Regions from separate parts of the Mus musculus genome. Here region 1 is linked to region 2. A link is a loop called in an ENCODE intact Hi-C map of the cell type or tissue named here. Cell type or tissue: gastrocnemius. All regions are shown on one strand.

What was found. Peaks named below come from ENCODE experiments on the same cell type or tissue, not always from the same donor. Only the 100,000 strongest peaks of a DNase experiment are listed, where the experiment ranks them.
Region 1: a loop joins it to region 2, with 5 times the contacts of the local background. A loop is called at or near these places in 21 of 42 quality-filtered maps.

Annotation. Positions count from the first base shown.
Region 1 is chr1:179,503,816-179,511,815 of GRCm38, reverse strand. All of the region lies in intron 1 of Smyd3 (SET and MYND domain containing 3), which reads left to right. Among named protein-coding and RNA genes, the nearest start is that of Smyd3, 10 kb to the left of the region's middle. In gastrocnemius, a CTCF peak has its summit at 4,715 (motif pointing left); a DNase peak (open chromatin) is centred at 4,687.
Region 2 is chr1:179,731,656-179,739,655 of GRCm38, reverse strand. Kif28 (kinesin family member 28) reads left to right here. Exons shown (of 23, transcript NM_001370897.1): 3 at 3,523-3,726; 4 at 5,258-5,293; 5 at 6,434-6,658. Among named protein-coding and RNA genes, the nearest start is that of Kif28, 9.5 kb to the left of the region's middle. In gastrocnemius, a CTCF peak has its summit at 4,371; DNase peaks (open chromatin) are centred at 3,595, 4,343, 4,708 and 5,020; H3K4me3 peaks cover 543 bases; H3K27ac peaks cover 303 bases.

The DNA of each region.
Region 1 (8,000 bases), 230 kb after region 2:
CTGAGCTGGGGATGAGGCCAGGAGGAAAAGAGTAGGTTATGAATGTGGTGGAATTACACAGTTAAAGGTCCTTTTAGTTGTTTAGGACAGGTCTCGTGTCACCCGGACTGACCTGAATTGTATAGCCAAGAGTGGCATTTGACTTCTGGTCTTCCTCCCTCTGCCTTCTACCTCCTGAGTCCTAGGATTATAGGGATGTGCCACTGTGCCTGGCTAAAGGCCCTTCAAAAAAATATATGTATGTATGTATGCATGCACATATATATATACACACACATATACGCACACATATGTATGTGTATGTATACACACATGTATATATATGTATATATTTATTTATTTTGTGTGTGTACATGTTTATGGATGTATGTACACATGTGTGTGGATGCCAGAAGACAACTCGACAACTTCGAGTGGCAGTATCTCAGGCACTGCCATTGATTGATTGATTGAGTGAGTGAGTGAGTGAGTGAGTGATAGGGTCTTTCACAGGCCCTGGACTTACCAAGTAGACTAGGCTCCCTAGCTACTTCTCTTGCTCTGAGATAACAAGAATGTGCATCATTCCTGGCTTCTGTATAGGTAGGTCCTCAGGGACTGATCTTAGCTCTTTACACTTGCAAGGCAAGCACTTAACCAGTTAAGCTGTTCAACTCAGGCTAGTCTGGAACTCCAGATATCCTGTAGCTGACCTTGACCTCCCGGAAGGCCTGCCTCATCTGACCCCAACGCCGTGATTGTGATTATAGGAGTCAGCCTCAACAGCCTTCTCTTCTGAGCTTGGTGGTCTTTGTTTTTCCTTGCCTAGTTTTTGTTCGGTTGCTGTGAGGCGATACCAAGAGCAAGATAACTCACACAAGGAAGCAGTTAATTGGGGCTTGCTTACAGTTTCAGAGCGCTGGTCCATGATCATGGCGAAAAGCAGGCAGGCATGGCCCTGTAGCTGTAGCGGACAGGTTTACATCCTGATCTGTAGGCAGCAGGCCAAGAAGGGAGGGATGGGGGGCGGGGGGATGGGACAGAGGGGAGGAGGAAGGCAGTGAGCAGAGACAGATAGACAAAGCCCCTCTCCAGTGACACACCTCCTTCAACAAGGCCACTCCTCCTAGTCCTCCACAAACAGTTCATCATCCTGAGACTAAGTACGTGAGTGTATGAGCCCATGGCGGTGGAGGGCGGGTATTCGCATCCAAACCACCATACTTTATTGAAGATTTGATATTGACAGTTACAAATGGTCACAGAATGGATTGACTTGAAGTGCTAATCTGCTTAGCATTATATGTCTTAGGGGCATGCATAACAGTTAGAGGGGAACAATTTTTGAAATGATCACACATCTGAGAGATCGAGGTGTTGGGTGAATTTTCTAAATTAAGTTACCAAGAAAGGTAGGTATTGTAATGAATAGTTTAGTTTAGCAAAGGTCAATTCTCACACTGGCTTGCTACCCCGAGTGGAAATCGTGAAACCTGGTGCCCCTGACTCCTAATGAGTAAAAGACATTCAGAGCGTGCAGTGACTGCTCATTGATTGAGATCACTGGTTGCTCCTGCAGAGGACCTGGGTTTGGTTCTCAGACCGATGGAGCAGCTTGCAACTCCCTGTAACTCACTTCCAGGGTTTCTGACTCTCTTCACCAGGTACAAATCCATATTTGTATGGAAAACTACTGAGAATTAAAACACACACACACACACACACACACACACACACACAGAAATGTTATGTGAATATGTTTTCATTTCAAATCCCAGGTGTGGGATATAGGGCTGCTTCAAATTGTCCACAGCAGGTGACTATGATTTGCCTCATGCTCTAGCAGGGGTATGATATTGCCAACTGAGGATAGTTTATGTTTGGAATTCTGGGAACTCTTGAGAGGGTACGACAGAGCCCCAAGAAAGGCGGCCGCTGCTGGAAAAACTTAAATAATAGAATGAATATATCTAAAACTTATTTTAAAAGAAACATCAGGGGCTGGTGAGATGGCTCAACAGGTAAGAACATCCAACTGCTCTTCTGAAGGTCCTGAGTTCAAATCCCGGCAACCACATGGTGGCTTACAACCATCCGTAACGAGATCTGACTCCCTCTTCTGGTGTGTCTGAAGACAGCTATAGTGTACTTACATATAATAAAAAATAAATAAATCTTAAAAAAAAAGAAACATCGGGCGTGGTGGTGCACACCTTTAATCCCAGCACTTGGGAGACAGAGGCAGGTGGATTTCTGAGTTCGAGGCCAGCCTGGTCTACAGAGTGAGTTCCAGGACAGCTGGGGCTACACAGAGAAACCCTGTCTCGAAAAAAAACCAAAAAAAAAAAATCATTTGAACATCATTTGAGTTTATATGATAGCTAATTTTGTGAAGTTTGTTAGTGCTGGGCACAAGCCAGTTACTGACTTCGTATAAACTCCTTTTCCATAAGGAAGCCCTGAAGGCAGAGGACTGGTAGAATCATTTCATAGGCTATACTTGTAGCGCTGTTTTGAAATCATGGCTTGGGTATTCCTTGTAATGGCTGATGGGTTTATCTGGGGGTCCGAGACCTGTGAAGGAATGAGATGGAGTGACTGGTGACTAGTGGGTAGAAAAGGACACTGTGGACACGAATGACTTCCAGGCTTCCTTGCAGGTGACGGTCATAATTCCTGTTGTTTTGCTTATTTTCTTTAGCAAGGTGGTTTGGGAAAGGGCCGCGTGGCTGAGCTCTGAGCCTGAAAACATTTGATCCATGTGAATGCCACAGCCGAGGACATTGTTATCAGACAGGAGGACCTGCTCTGTACACGGCAGTAAGCTTTTTTCCATTTCCAGACTGCTCGATGCTTGCTCCGGGTGCTCAAGAAGGACATGGGACAGGGGGTAGAGGATGGTGCCTGGAAATCAGTGTCCTACGGACTTCTCCAGTAGTTAATTAATCCTGGGCTTGCAAATGGTGAGACCCCCAGGACCAGCCAGCTCCCTGCTGTCAGTTTGTATTTCCTCGCCCCTGCCATGGAGACATCAGATTTCTTCCCACTGTTCTGTTGCCCACTGCTGCGGTCTGTGCTGCTTTGACTTATGACTGCTATTGGAAATCTCTGTGAGCAGTGCCGTTCTTGTTCTCCTCTTTCATGGGATGGCAGTAGCCAGCTAATGCCTGTGGTGGCGGCTGCTCTTCTTGTGTGCTGTCCTTTGACATAGCCCCTTTACATGCTGGAAAATTTATTGGAACAGATTTCGTAGGAAGATGCTGCTGAGTAGTAAAAAAAAAAAGCTGCTGAGCACAGTGTTTGATTTTGAGATAAGGTCTGTGGCCCAGGATGGCTTGGAAATCACCATGTGGTCAAGGGTGACTTTGAACTACTGATTCTGCTTCCACCTCCCAAGTGTTGGCAATCCAGGCCGCCTATACCACCATATCTGGTGTAAGAGGTTTTGTTTATGTCTATTAATATTTACAGCATAGAGAAATAAAAACTGATACATTGCAAAACACTTATTAAAACATACTAATTTGAAATAAACTTTCTATTTATTTATTATTGAAGGAGGGTTTTATGTGCTCCAGGCTGTCTTCTAACTCCTAACTAGCCGAGGATAGCCTTGAACTCAGATCCTCCTGACTCCACCTTTCAAGTTCTGGGATAACAGATGCATGCTACCATGCTTGGATTACAAACTATGTTTTCTTGTGGCTAGAGAGATGGCTCTGGACTGAAGAGTCTTTGTTCCTCTTGTAGAGACCAGAGTTTGTTCCCAGTACCCAAATGGGATTAACACACAACAGCCTGTAACACCCACAGTCTCCAGGTGATCCAAAGCTGCTTTCTGGCTTCTGTGTGCGCATGCACACATGCATGTATACACCCATGCTGTCACAAATGCATAAATAAAAATAAAAGGTGTTTTCATAAAGAAATAAACACAAACTGTCCTTTTTCTTTTGTTTTGTACTTTTGAGATAGGATCTCTTTATGAAGCCTTAGGTGTCTTGGAACTTGCTATGTGGACCTGATCTCTCAGAGATCTGCCTGCCTCTTCCTCCTGAGACCTGGGATTAAAGTTGTGGGCTGCCATTCCTGTCCTATAAATGTTATCTCCCGAGCCATAAGAGCTTTAGTGAGAGTGAGGGAGACGAAGACAGGATTGCTGGAGTCCTCCATGCTGAGATCCTGTCTTGAAAGGAAGAAAACCGAGGCAGAGTGGGTAGCATTTAATGAAGCATTCCACAGGAGTCAGCCGTGGTGCACGTCAGGGGGAGGAGGAGGGGGAAGGGGAGGAGGGAGAGGGGGAGGGGGTGGGGGGAGGGGGAGGGGGAGGGGGAGGGGGAGGGGGGTTGGGTGTGGAGATGATTAATCCTGCAGGTTTGAGTTGGATGCTAGCCTTCCCTGTGTGGGAACCTGGGGAAGGTGGTAAGGGAAGCAGACCAGGAAGAAAGTAAGACTGAACACCTAGTGAGTAAATAACAAATCAGAATTAAAGGAAGCAGGAGACAACAGGGAAAGGAAAAGCTGGGCTTGGTGGCATGTGACTTTTATTCTGTCACAGGGATTCTCCCCTGTCAAAACTCAACCTACCTATCTACCTATCTTAAGAATTAAAAACTCAGGCTGGAGAGATGGCTCAGCGGTTTAGAGCACTGGTTGCTCTTCCAGAATATCTGAGTTCAATTCCTAGCAACCACATTGTGGCTCATGCCCATTTATAAAGGGGTCTGATGCCCCCTTCTGGCCAGCAGGTGTACATGCAGACAGCACTCATTAAAAATAAATAAATTAAAAAAAAAAAAACTAGCTATTTAATCTTGGGATGTAGATGCAGGTAGTTATCTGACTTGGAGTCAGATGGCTAGCGTTGAGACCATATCTCTAAAATAAATAAATAAATAAATAAATAAATAAATAACACAAAAATATACAGAAAGATTTGAAAAACCTAAACAGAAACTTGAGCGATGAAAGTTGTAGTTCTTGACAAAAGTTCTTCCCAGAGGGCCAGATACTTAATGGTATTTAGTGTAGCATTTTGGTAGGCGGGTTAAACCGGTTTGTTTGGATTATGGAATACTGTTTCACTGTTAACACTGAGGCAGAGCTGCTTGTACAGGTGTGGCTGACACACTACTGATGAATCAGGTTGTGGAACAGTGCGTGTGCGTGTGTGTAATAAAATGTCTGGCGCTCAGAGTGTAGCCCAGGGGTCGAGCTCAGCACACACAGGCTCAGTCACAGCACTGACCAAGTAATGAAAGGTAGCAGGCTCTGCATGGTTTTGAGTTGTACTTGTGTGTTTAGAGTGGGCCTTGAAGGTACAGCAGAATTCTTATTATTTCTCGAGAGTGATTTTTCAGAGGGTTTGGAAGAAACTATTTTGTACTTTTGTGTTTTAAGGCATTTGTCACTTTCTGTAATTGGCCATTTAAATAAATTTAGAGAAAGCTGTATGTGTCTCTGTGTGACTGTTTGTTGCTGGTGGCAGTGACTGAACCCATGGCCTCATGCATGTTAGGCAACACTGCCACTGAGCCACAGCCCCACCCTGTGCTCTTTTTCCTTGTCGGAGGTGGGGATGCAGTCTGTAGCCTCGATGGACCTTATGAAGTCAGATGCACTATTATCCAACAAGGTCCTCTGATACTCACTGTGTATTCTGTATTCTAAGCTGACCTTGGACTTGAAACAGTCTTTCCACCTTCAGCCTCTTGATTTCTGGGCTTATAGATGTGAGGCCCCACCCTAGCTCAACTCAGGTTGGAGCTAGCACTTGTGTTTTAGATTTTTAATTCATTTTATTTTAATTTTTGAGACTAGATTTCATGTAGCCCAAGGTCAGTCTCAAACTCTGTAGCTGAGGATGTTTTTTTAAAAATTTTTATTTATTTATGTATTTATGTATTTATTTATGTATTTATTTATTTATTTATTATATGTAAGTACACTGTAGCTGTCCTCAGATACTCCAGAAGAGGGCATCAGATTTCGTTAAGGATGGTTGTGAGCCACCATGTGGTTGGTGGGATTTGAACTCAGGACCTTCGGAAGAGCAGCTGGCACTCTTAACCACTGATCCATCTCGCCAGCCCGCTGAGGATGTTTTTAACCTGACCCTCCTGCGTCTGGCTGCAGCTCCCCACTGCTGGGCTCCCAGGCCTGTGCCGCCACAGGCTTGGAACTACCAGCTCTGGATTCAACCTGTGGAGTCTGGGGTTTACAGATATATGCTAGTTAGGAAGGTGGATCTCTGATGTGCAAGGCCAGCCTGGTCTACAGAGTGAATTTCAGGATAGCCAGGGCTACACAGAGAAATTCTGTCTCTGGATGGATTGGTGGGGTGGGGAAGAGACCAGCACTGTTGAGGTGAAATCAGGGGTGTTTCCTCAGAGTCAGCACATAGAAGCTGGGCTCCAGGGGTTCCCTAGGTTGTACCTCATGCTCACAACTGGAGTCAGTGGTGTGAGAGTCACCTGGGTAGAACTGTTTTTTAAGATCTGAAGGAAGGGGTTGTGGAGAACAGCTGAAGCATGGCTCTGTGTAGCCAGGCTGGAGTCCCCGAAGAGAGCCCAGGGGAGGCTGCTGTGAAAGTGCAGCCCAGTTGCAGCAGAAGACCCAGGATTTTGGAGATGCCAGTTCTGTGGAATAACTGCCAAGGACAGCAGCAGCCATGGAGTAGAGCCCGCCTGAGCTTCAGAGACAGCTGTGTGTGCTGCAGAGGGTGGAGCTGGAGAAGTGACCCAGGTAGCTTTCGTTCAGGCTGAGTGTCACACAATAGAAACCCTGGCTTAGACGGGCATCGCAGTTGGCTGTGGTGGTAAGTCAGATCCTGTCCTTTTGGTTTCTTCCCTGTTTTCAGCTTCGTGTTGCAGCTAAGACTTTGTGTGGAAAGGTTTTAAGATGGTTCAACTAGCCTGCTCATTAAGACTCCCCTCGAAAATTAGCCGAGGGTAGTTCATTGCTTACCGATTTCCAACTGTGTTGCTCCCCTGCACTTGACAGCTCAGCCTAGCGCTCCACCACAGCAAGAGTCTTCTCGTGTTTAGTTATTTACATGCTTTCACACATGCACTTACAAATCTACAGGATTCTGCTGCTGTTCACACGGTTCACACTTATTTTCATCTTTGTCTTTTCCTTCTTTTCCTTTTCTGTTTTTTGAGACATGGTCTCTGGCTGTCCTGGAAATAGCTATGTAGACCAGGCTGGCCTCAAACTTAGAAATCCACCTGCCTCTGCCTTTGGAGACCTGGGTCTAAAGGCGTGCCCCCTTCTCCCCCTTCCCCTCCTGCCAGCTCTTCGATGTATAGACCATGCTGGTCTAGAATTTACAGAGATCTACCCAAATTCTGGAATTAAAGGTATGTGGCACCATGGCCAACATTTGTCGTTTATTTTTTTTTAAATTTATTTATTTATATATGAGTGCTTCGTCTGCATATACACCTGCATGACAGACGATCCCTTTTATGAATGGTCATGAGCTACCATGTGTGTGCTGGGAATTGAACTCAGGTCCTCTGGAAGAGCAGCCAGTGCGCTTAACTGCTGAGCCATCTCTCCAGCCCCCAGCGTTTGTCATTTTGATTGTGTTCTTGCATTTCCCCACTCTCTGAGGGAGAGACTTCAATTAGGCTCCAGGGTGAAGGCTTCTTTCTCTATGTTTTCTTAATTTTACATGTGTTTCTGTTGTGCTTCTGTCTCCATGCATACATACATACACACACACACACACACACAGTCATTAGGTGGGAATCTGGAACAGAGAATCTCGAGCCATATAAATGTTTCTGTAGGATGACTGTCCTTGTCATCTTATGGAGACTAAAAATCAAGCCAAACCCAACACACCTGTTACTGTATACTGGAAACACGGTGAAATAGGAAAGGGTGAATCCAAGAAGGAATCTGGCTGTGGACTCAGAAAAAGAAAAGTAGGGTGAGGGCCTGGTACTGAGAACATGTCACACTAAGTGTGCTGAATAAAACTGATGGCGGTTGGTGAGGTGGCTGCTGATGGC
Region 2 (8,000 bases):
CCCTGCCCCTCTTCTCTCTCACTGTGCTTTCTAGCAATCAGGAGATGGCTAAGTCTCTGTCCTTCACTTCTGCCATGACACATTGTATCATCTTGGAACTACAGCATGGGGCTAATTGAGCATGAGTTGAAATCATGATCCCAAGCCAGTTTTCCCCTTTGTAAACCGATTGTCTCTGGTCCTTTAACAATGAAAAGCTGGCTAAGGCAGTGAAGCACAGTGAAGGGAGCCCTTTCCTCTGGTCATAGAGCGGTGAGTGGCAAGAAACTTGAAATGTAACTAGGAGGTGTACCAGATTTTTTTTAAGATTTATTTATTTATTATATGTAAGTACACTGTAGCTGTCTTCAGACACACCAGAAGAGGGAGTCAGATCTCGTTACGGATGTTTGTGAGCCACTATGTGGTTGCTAGGATTTGAACTCAGGACCTTTGGAAGAGCAGTCGGGTGCTCTTACCTGCTGAGCCATCTCACCAGCCCCAGATTTTTTTTTTTTAGCTTGCAGATGATACCCAAAATATGTCCCAGTAGTACATCACACCACTAAAATTTTTATAAAATGACTCTATTCCCTACCTAAGACTTAACAACATTTTATATTATTTGAAATTTTCAATTTGTTGATGACAAAGGCTGGTGAGATGGAACCCCTGCCATGCCTGAGGACCTGAATTCAATCCCTGGGACCAACATGGTAGAAGGAGAAAAACAACTCCCAGAAATTGCCTCTGAATTCCGCACGTGCACACACAAATTCGCACATGAACACAAAATAAATAAATTAAAATGTAATTTTAAAAAATTTTTAACTGAGAACAACAAAAATCTCTAAATTTTGAGTAGTGTTGATTAGAAAGGACAGCACAATTGCTAAACTTGGCAATCACTCCTGAGGTTGACCGAGTTGCTTGGAAATAACTGTAGACTGAGCTAGACAGAGTATGCTCTGTGGGTAGCACCACTGGCTGATCTAGCAGAGGAGCTGAGCTTGGACCCCAGCATCTGTGTTGAATGGCTCACAGTCCCCTGTAACTCCAGCTCCAGGTTGTCCAACACCCTCCTTTGGCTTCCAAGGGCACCTGCACACACACACACACACACACACACACACAGACACACACAAAACCCTCTTTTAAAAAGCTGCAGATAGGGCTGGAGAGATGGCTCAGCAGTTAAGAGCACTGCCTGCTTCCTCTTCCAGAGGTCCTGAGTTCAATTCCCAGCAACCACATGGTGGCTCACAACCATCTGTATTGGGATCTGATGCACTCTTCTGGTGTGTCTGAAGACAGCTACAGTGTACTCATATAAATGAAATAAATAAACCTTTTTTTTAATAAAAAAAGCTGCAGATAACCTCATTCAAATACATTTTGAGTAAAAAGTACAGACACAGTGTTCTTGAAAACTATAAGCCCAATTCCGTTAATCCTAGCGATCACAGAATCCTTACAGTACAGTAAACCTTTATTATCTTTGTTTGCTTGTTTTGTTTGTTTGTTTGTTTGTTTGTTTGATACAGCATCTCGTTATTTAGCCCTGGCTAGCCTAGAACTTACCATATGGACCAGGCTGGCCTCAAACTCACAGAGCTCCTCTGACCCTGCCTCTCAGATGCTGGTATTAAAGGCATGTGGCTTTTTAGTCCTTTCTATAAGAAATAAATAGTATTAAAATTGGTTATTGTAACGTTTCCCTTAGTAAATCAGACTGTGTTGGTGTGTGTTTCTTTCTCAGAATTAAAAATAATACAAATGCCGGGTGTGGTGGTGCACACCTTTAAGGCAGAGGCAGGCAGATTTCTGAGTTCGAGGCCAGCCTGGTCTACAAAGTGAGTTCCAGGACAGCCAGGGCTATACAGAGAAACCCTGTCTTGAAAAAGAAAAAAGAAAAAAAGAAAAAAAAAAGAAAAGAAAAGAAAAAAAGAAAGGAAAAAACCCAAATTCTATGGCTGTATATATTCTAACAAATAGTCCCAGGATGCTCCCTGTCTTACCTTTTGAGAGCTATTGCTTGTGACCAACATGGAAAGGAGCCAGGCCACACCCTGTCTTTTGAACAATCATGGACACAGTATTATTTGATTCTACTTTTAAAAAAATGTTTACTCAACAGGTGGTGGTGGCTCACACTTTTAATCACAATACTTGGGAGGCAATGGGAGGACGATCTCTGAGTGTTCGAGGCCAGCCAACCTGGTCTACAAATGGAGTCCAGAACAGCCAGGGCTCTCTTACACAGAGAAACCCAGTCTCGAAAAACAAGCAAGCAAACAAGCAAGCAAACAAACAAAAAGTTTCCATTTTTTCCCCTGTTTCTATCTCCCAAAGAACTCTACCACCATGCCTGCTTTTAAAGGTTTGTTGTTGTTGTTGTTGTTGTTGTAATATATTTAATATAGGCGCTGGAGAGGTAGCTAAGAGCATTGGCTGCTCTTCTTCAGAACCGGGGTTCAGTCTCAGCAGCCACCTGATGGCTCACAGCTGTCTGTAACTAAGGTTCTATGGTATCAGATGGCCTCGTCGGGTCTCCAAGGACACCAGGTGGCACATATGTGGTGTCTAAACATACATGTAGGCAAAATACCCATGTACATAAAATGATACAAATTTAAACATATTTTATGAGATATTTTTATTATTTTTTTTAGAATTTCACGCATGCATATTTGTATTTTTATGGTACTCACCCCTTACTCCTCTGCCTAAACTTCTAGATCCATCCACACCCCACTCACTCTCCAGCTGTCTCCTTATTTATTTATTTATTTATTTATTTATTTATTGACTCCCCCAGAGACAAGTTCTGGCTATCCATATGTTCAGGAGTGTGGGGCCATTGGCTGGAGCCTCTCCACTTACCAGGGGTCACACCCTCAAAGAGAATTGTCTTCCCCTAGAATCCATCCACTGTCAGTATGCTCTACTGTGTGTGCGGCTCTTGAGCCCCTAGCCCTCTGTGCTGGAGTAGGGACTGGCCTGTTGTTGTGCAGGTCTGGGCCTATGAGATGAGTGTAGTGGTCCTTCTTGGGTCCTCCCTGACGTCTGTCTGGCTCTCACTGTCTTTCTGTTCCCTCTCTTCAGTGGTCACTGAGCCTTGAGGGGAGGGTTGTTTCTTAGAGTGTATCATTAGGCCGCTTTCTGTTTGTATAAAAAGCACCTGTGATAACCCAATTTGAATCAAGACTTCAGTGTTGTAGGCCATTACATTTTCAGCCTGTGGTAAAGTAATGCATTACATTACAGCGGTGTGTGTGGAAGGGGGCGGGGAAACTATAGATTTCATAACAGAAAAAATGAAAGACAGAAAAAGACTAGGGTGTTTTCACAGCCTCCCAACGCTACCAACCTGGAAGCTAAACCTTTGACACATGGACTGTTGTTGGGTGGCACCCTGGATACAAACTGTGGTTCTGTGGAGGGGGCTGTGTTGTGTCAGTGTATGCACAAATGCATATGTGTGTTGAGGAAACTTTCAGGAGAGTCACCGCCACTGGTGACATTTAACGGTATCGTTTCTAGAGCGATGTCTTCCATGATATCGGAAGGGGAATTCTAGACAGTGCCTGGCGAGGCTACAATGCTACTCTCCTGGCCTATGGCCAGACGGGCTCTGGAAAAAGCTACTCCATGATTGGCTTTGGCACAAACAAGGGTCTTATTCCAAGAGTGTGTGAAGAGCTCTTCCAAGCTATTGAGAAGCAAAAGGAAAATCTAGAACCCCAGGTATGCCTTAGTTATTCTAGATTCCCGTCTCCTGGGAATTTTACCTGTTCTTCTCCTTTTTCTTTTTTTTTTTTTAAGATTTATTTATTCATTATATGTAAGTACACTGTAGCTGTCTTCAGACACTTTTTCTTCTCTCTCCAGCCCCACTCACTCGATCTGGCCCAAAGATTTATCTATTATATGTAAGTACATTGTAGCTGTCTTCAGACACACCAGAAGAGGGCGTCAGATCTCATTACAGGTGGTTGTGAGCCACCATGTGGTTGCTGGGATTTGAACTCAGGACCTTCAGAAAAGCAGCCAGTTCTCTTAACCGCTGAGCCATCTTTCCAGACCGAATTTCACCTTTTCATTTTCCACACGTGGAAGGCACCATCGACTGTATTTTCAGGTTTATGCGTGTGTCCTAAAATAGGCAAATATTTATATATTGTATTATGTCATAGACGGTGCTGGGACTTGGACCTACCCTGATTTGGGCATAAACATGGGCTCAGTCTCTGAAGTTCACCCAGGTGCCAAGGGTGGGTCTTACTGTCCCTGGCTCAGGTGCCTCCAGAGCAAGCTTTGAATCCACTGAAAGTCGGTGGCCATCACTAGTGTGACTAGCTCCAAAACATGACAGTAAAATGTCCGCAAACACCCACAGGCACAGTCCTTGCTCTAGATGGCAGCAGAGATCAGACAAAACACAAGAAGACAAGACCCTGCACCTCTTGGTGCAGAGGAGGGGTATTTTTTTTGTTGTTGTTACTTGTTTTGACCAACTGTTGGTTGAATCCATACATACAGAACCAACCTATGGTTTGGTAGTGAGATGCCATTCTAGAAACTTCTGGATCACCTGGGTTAGTTATGTGCAATGAGTCATTTCTATAAAGCCCTTCCTAAAACCCTCCCTCAGCACTGAGTGGCAGAACCCGCCTCCTCTCCCCCTCCCGTCCCCCTCCCGTCCCCTTCCTCTTCCTCTCTCATTCCCTTCTCCTTCCCCTCTCCTTCCAATCTCATTAGTCTTCCTGCCTTAGCCTCCTGAGTGCTGGAATACAGTCCCTGTATGGTGTCCGTTTTGTTGTTGTTGTTTGTTTTGGATCTCTTATGTGAGTATATACATGTGTAAGTGATACAAAGGTACGTGCACACATGTCTGTACAGGTAGGTGTACATGCCTCTGTGCACACTTGTGGAGACCTGAGGAGGACCCCGATGGAGGACCTCCATCACTCTCCACCTTGGTCCCTTGAGAAGGGGAGTTCCCTGGTTTTTATCTAGACTGGCCGGCAGCAAGCCAAGCGCGCCACCTATCGGCAGCCTCCACAATTACAGGTGAGCGCCGGCAGCCCTGGCTTTTTTTGTGGGTTCTGGGATCCAAGCTCAGGTCCTCCTGCTTGAGCAGTGCCTCCCCAGACGATTTTGTGTCTTTTTATAAAATTCATTAAGAACAATGCAGTGTGACACATTTACTAGAGTATGTTAGTGTTTCCCTGTTATGTCTCTTCAAGACAATATTGACTCATTACTCTCTCTACAGGTTATGTTTAGCATGCTGGAAATCTACAATGAACAGGTACCGGGCTCTCTCTCTGTCTCTCTCTGTCGCTCTGTCTCTCTCTGTCGCTCTATCTGTGTGTGTGTGTGTGTGTGTGTCTGTTTCTGTCTGTCTGCCTGTCTCCCTCCCCAGCCTCCTCTGCGGAGAATCAAACCCGGGTCCTCGAACTCACTAAACAGTCTTTACCACTGAGCCACATCCGTCCTGAGAGCCCATGCTCTGACACACATACCTGAGTGACTTCATGAATTACTAACACCAAGGACTCTGGCTGCCTGTCATTCTGTAATGCATGTGCCTCCCCCCCCCCCGCCCCCCGTCGTCTCCCCCCCCCCCCCCCCCGTCCCACTGCCTCTCCAGCACCATCTCAAATCCCTTGTTCTTCACACTGTATGCTTTAGCCACATAGCAGCTGTTTTAGTTACTGTCTGTTGCTGTGGTAAAACACCATAGCCAGGACAATAAACAGAAGAAAGGGTTTCTTTGAGGCTTATAGTTCTGGAGGGTAAGAGTCCGTTACTTTTGCGTCAGGGAGCGTGGCAAAAGGAGGCAGACACGGCGCTGAGGCAGCTGCTGAGAGCTCACATCCGAACCCACCAACAGGAAGCAGAGCCACTGGGGACGTCAAAGCCTAGTCCAGTGGCACACCTTCTTCCACCTCCTACTCCTACCCAGATGGTTCCACCAACTGGGGACCAGCTAGCCAATATCCAAACATAGAAGCCTGTGGAGGCCATGCATGGATCAGGAGGAAGTGCTCACAGCACTCTTAGAAACTCAGACAGGGGGTTCTTGAACATAATTGAGCTGCAATTCCAAAAATAACTGCTCGACTTAAAAGGTAGGTTTCTGGGAGCTGGCAGGACGGCGCAGAGGATGTAGCTGCTTGGTGCCAAGCTTGGTGACCTGAGTTCAGTCTCCTGAACCCACGTAAGGGTGGAAAGAGAACAACGCCTCAAAATTGTCCTCCAACCTCCACACAGTGTTGAAACACTTAACTCAGGTCTAAGGTTGTCTGGTCCCTACAGAAACTCAGCATTCGACTACATCAGGCATATTTACAGAGCATCTAAAATTCCGCAGGCAGTGATCTAACAAGGAAAGAGGTGAAGTCCACCTTAAACACGACCCCAGCCCTTCTTCTTTTTCCTCCCACAGATCAGGGATTTGCTGTCTAGAACCAAAGCTCCCGGAGGCTTAAGAGTCAGGGAGGATCAACAGCTGGGGTTTTTTGTGGAAGGTCTGAAGTGGGTGCCTTGTGAGAATTATGCACAAATTGAAAAGCTGGTGGAGCAAGGATCAAAAATCAGGATGACAGCGTCCACCAACATGAACGCCAGCAGCAGCCGATCCCACATGCTAATCGCCATCCAGTTCAAGCAGGTGGGACCCTCCTCTGCCACAGGCTCCCAGGGGCCGAGTGGGGGTGGTGCAGTGAATCCTTCCAGAGTGGACCAGTGGGCTGAGGTAACGGCTTCCAACCATAGACCATGGAAAGAGGTGAGGGCTTTGCTCTCCCTATCTATCCCTCAATTAGGCTGTCCCATTACTTGTGGTGAAACTGTCTTACGAGTCACAAGCCCTCAGAGTGCCCACAGGACAAGGCTGGTTGGTTTTCCTCAAGTAAATTCTACACTTTGAGGAATGAATTTTGAGTCCGAGTTGGTAAGGGTCATGAGCCCCTGTGATATAAGTAGAGAATTTAGATTAGCAGGTCCATGGACACCAGTCTGAGGACCAGACATGAGCCAAGGGCGTAGCCAGTTGCTAAAGCACTTCCTAAGATTCTGTCTAAGATGAAAATCCCTGTAACATCCACTAACTAAAGCCTCTGGTAAACAAGAGAGGATTTATCTTTTCCAATCTCCTTGATGGGAGTCAGGATATCTCTAAGTAACTTCCCAAAGTTGTTCTAGAAGCATTGCTCCTATATCCTGGGTGAATGCCACAACCAGCTGTGATTCCACAGGCCCTTTCCATGCTGGACCAGCAATGGAGGAAACCATCATGTTCACACCGGGAACAGAGGAGATTATCTTCCCAACCCTCAGTTTCCTCTTCTGTAAAATGGGCTGATAGCTCTGTTCTCAGGCATGTTGGGAGGCTGAAATGAAGTACTGCCTTTTGAAGAGGAAGATAAAGCTCTCGCTGTGCAAGCAGGAGGGCCAGGGTTCAAGTCCCCAGTTGCTACATGAAGAGCGAGGCGTGTTCTTCTAATCCTAGCATTGAGGAAGCAGAGACAGGAGGATCACGGAGGCTTAGTTGTGTGTTTAAGTGTGTATGTGTGTATGTGTGTATGGAGCAGTTGAGGAAGACATCCGATAGCAACTCCCATCTTCTGCATGGACACTCATGACTCATGCATGTGTACCTGTGTATGCACACACATACAAGCATATATGAGAACATGCATGCACAAATATGCACATGTACAGAAACACAGACAGAGAGAGAACAAGAGAGAGGGAAAGAGGGAGGGGGAGGGAGAGGGAGGGGGCATTTTGTACATTTTAAATGCCTTTTCCTGGATGAACATAATCACGTTAGTATAATGCGCTTACTGCACATGTGGTTCTCCCAGTTATTTGAAGTTCTTATTTTAGGGTCAAGGGGAAATCTCTGTGAGTTGGAAGCCAGCCTGGCTTGCACAGTAAGTTCCAGGACAGCCAGGGCTACACTGAGATACTCTGTCTCCAAAACAAAGCAAAACAACAATGAAACAAAA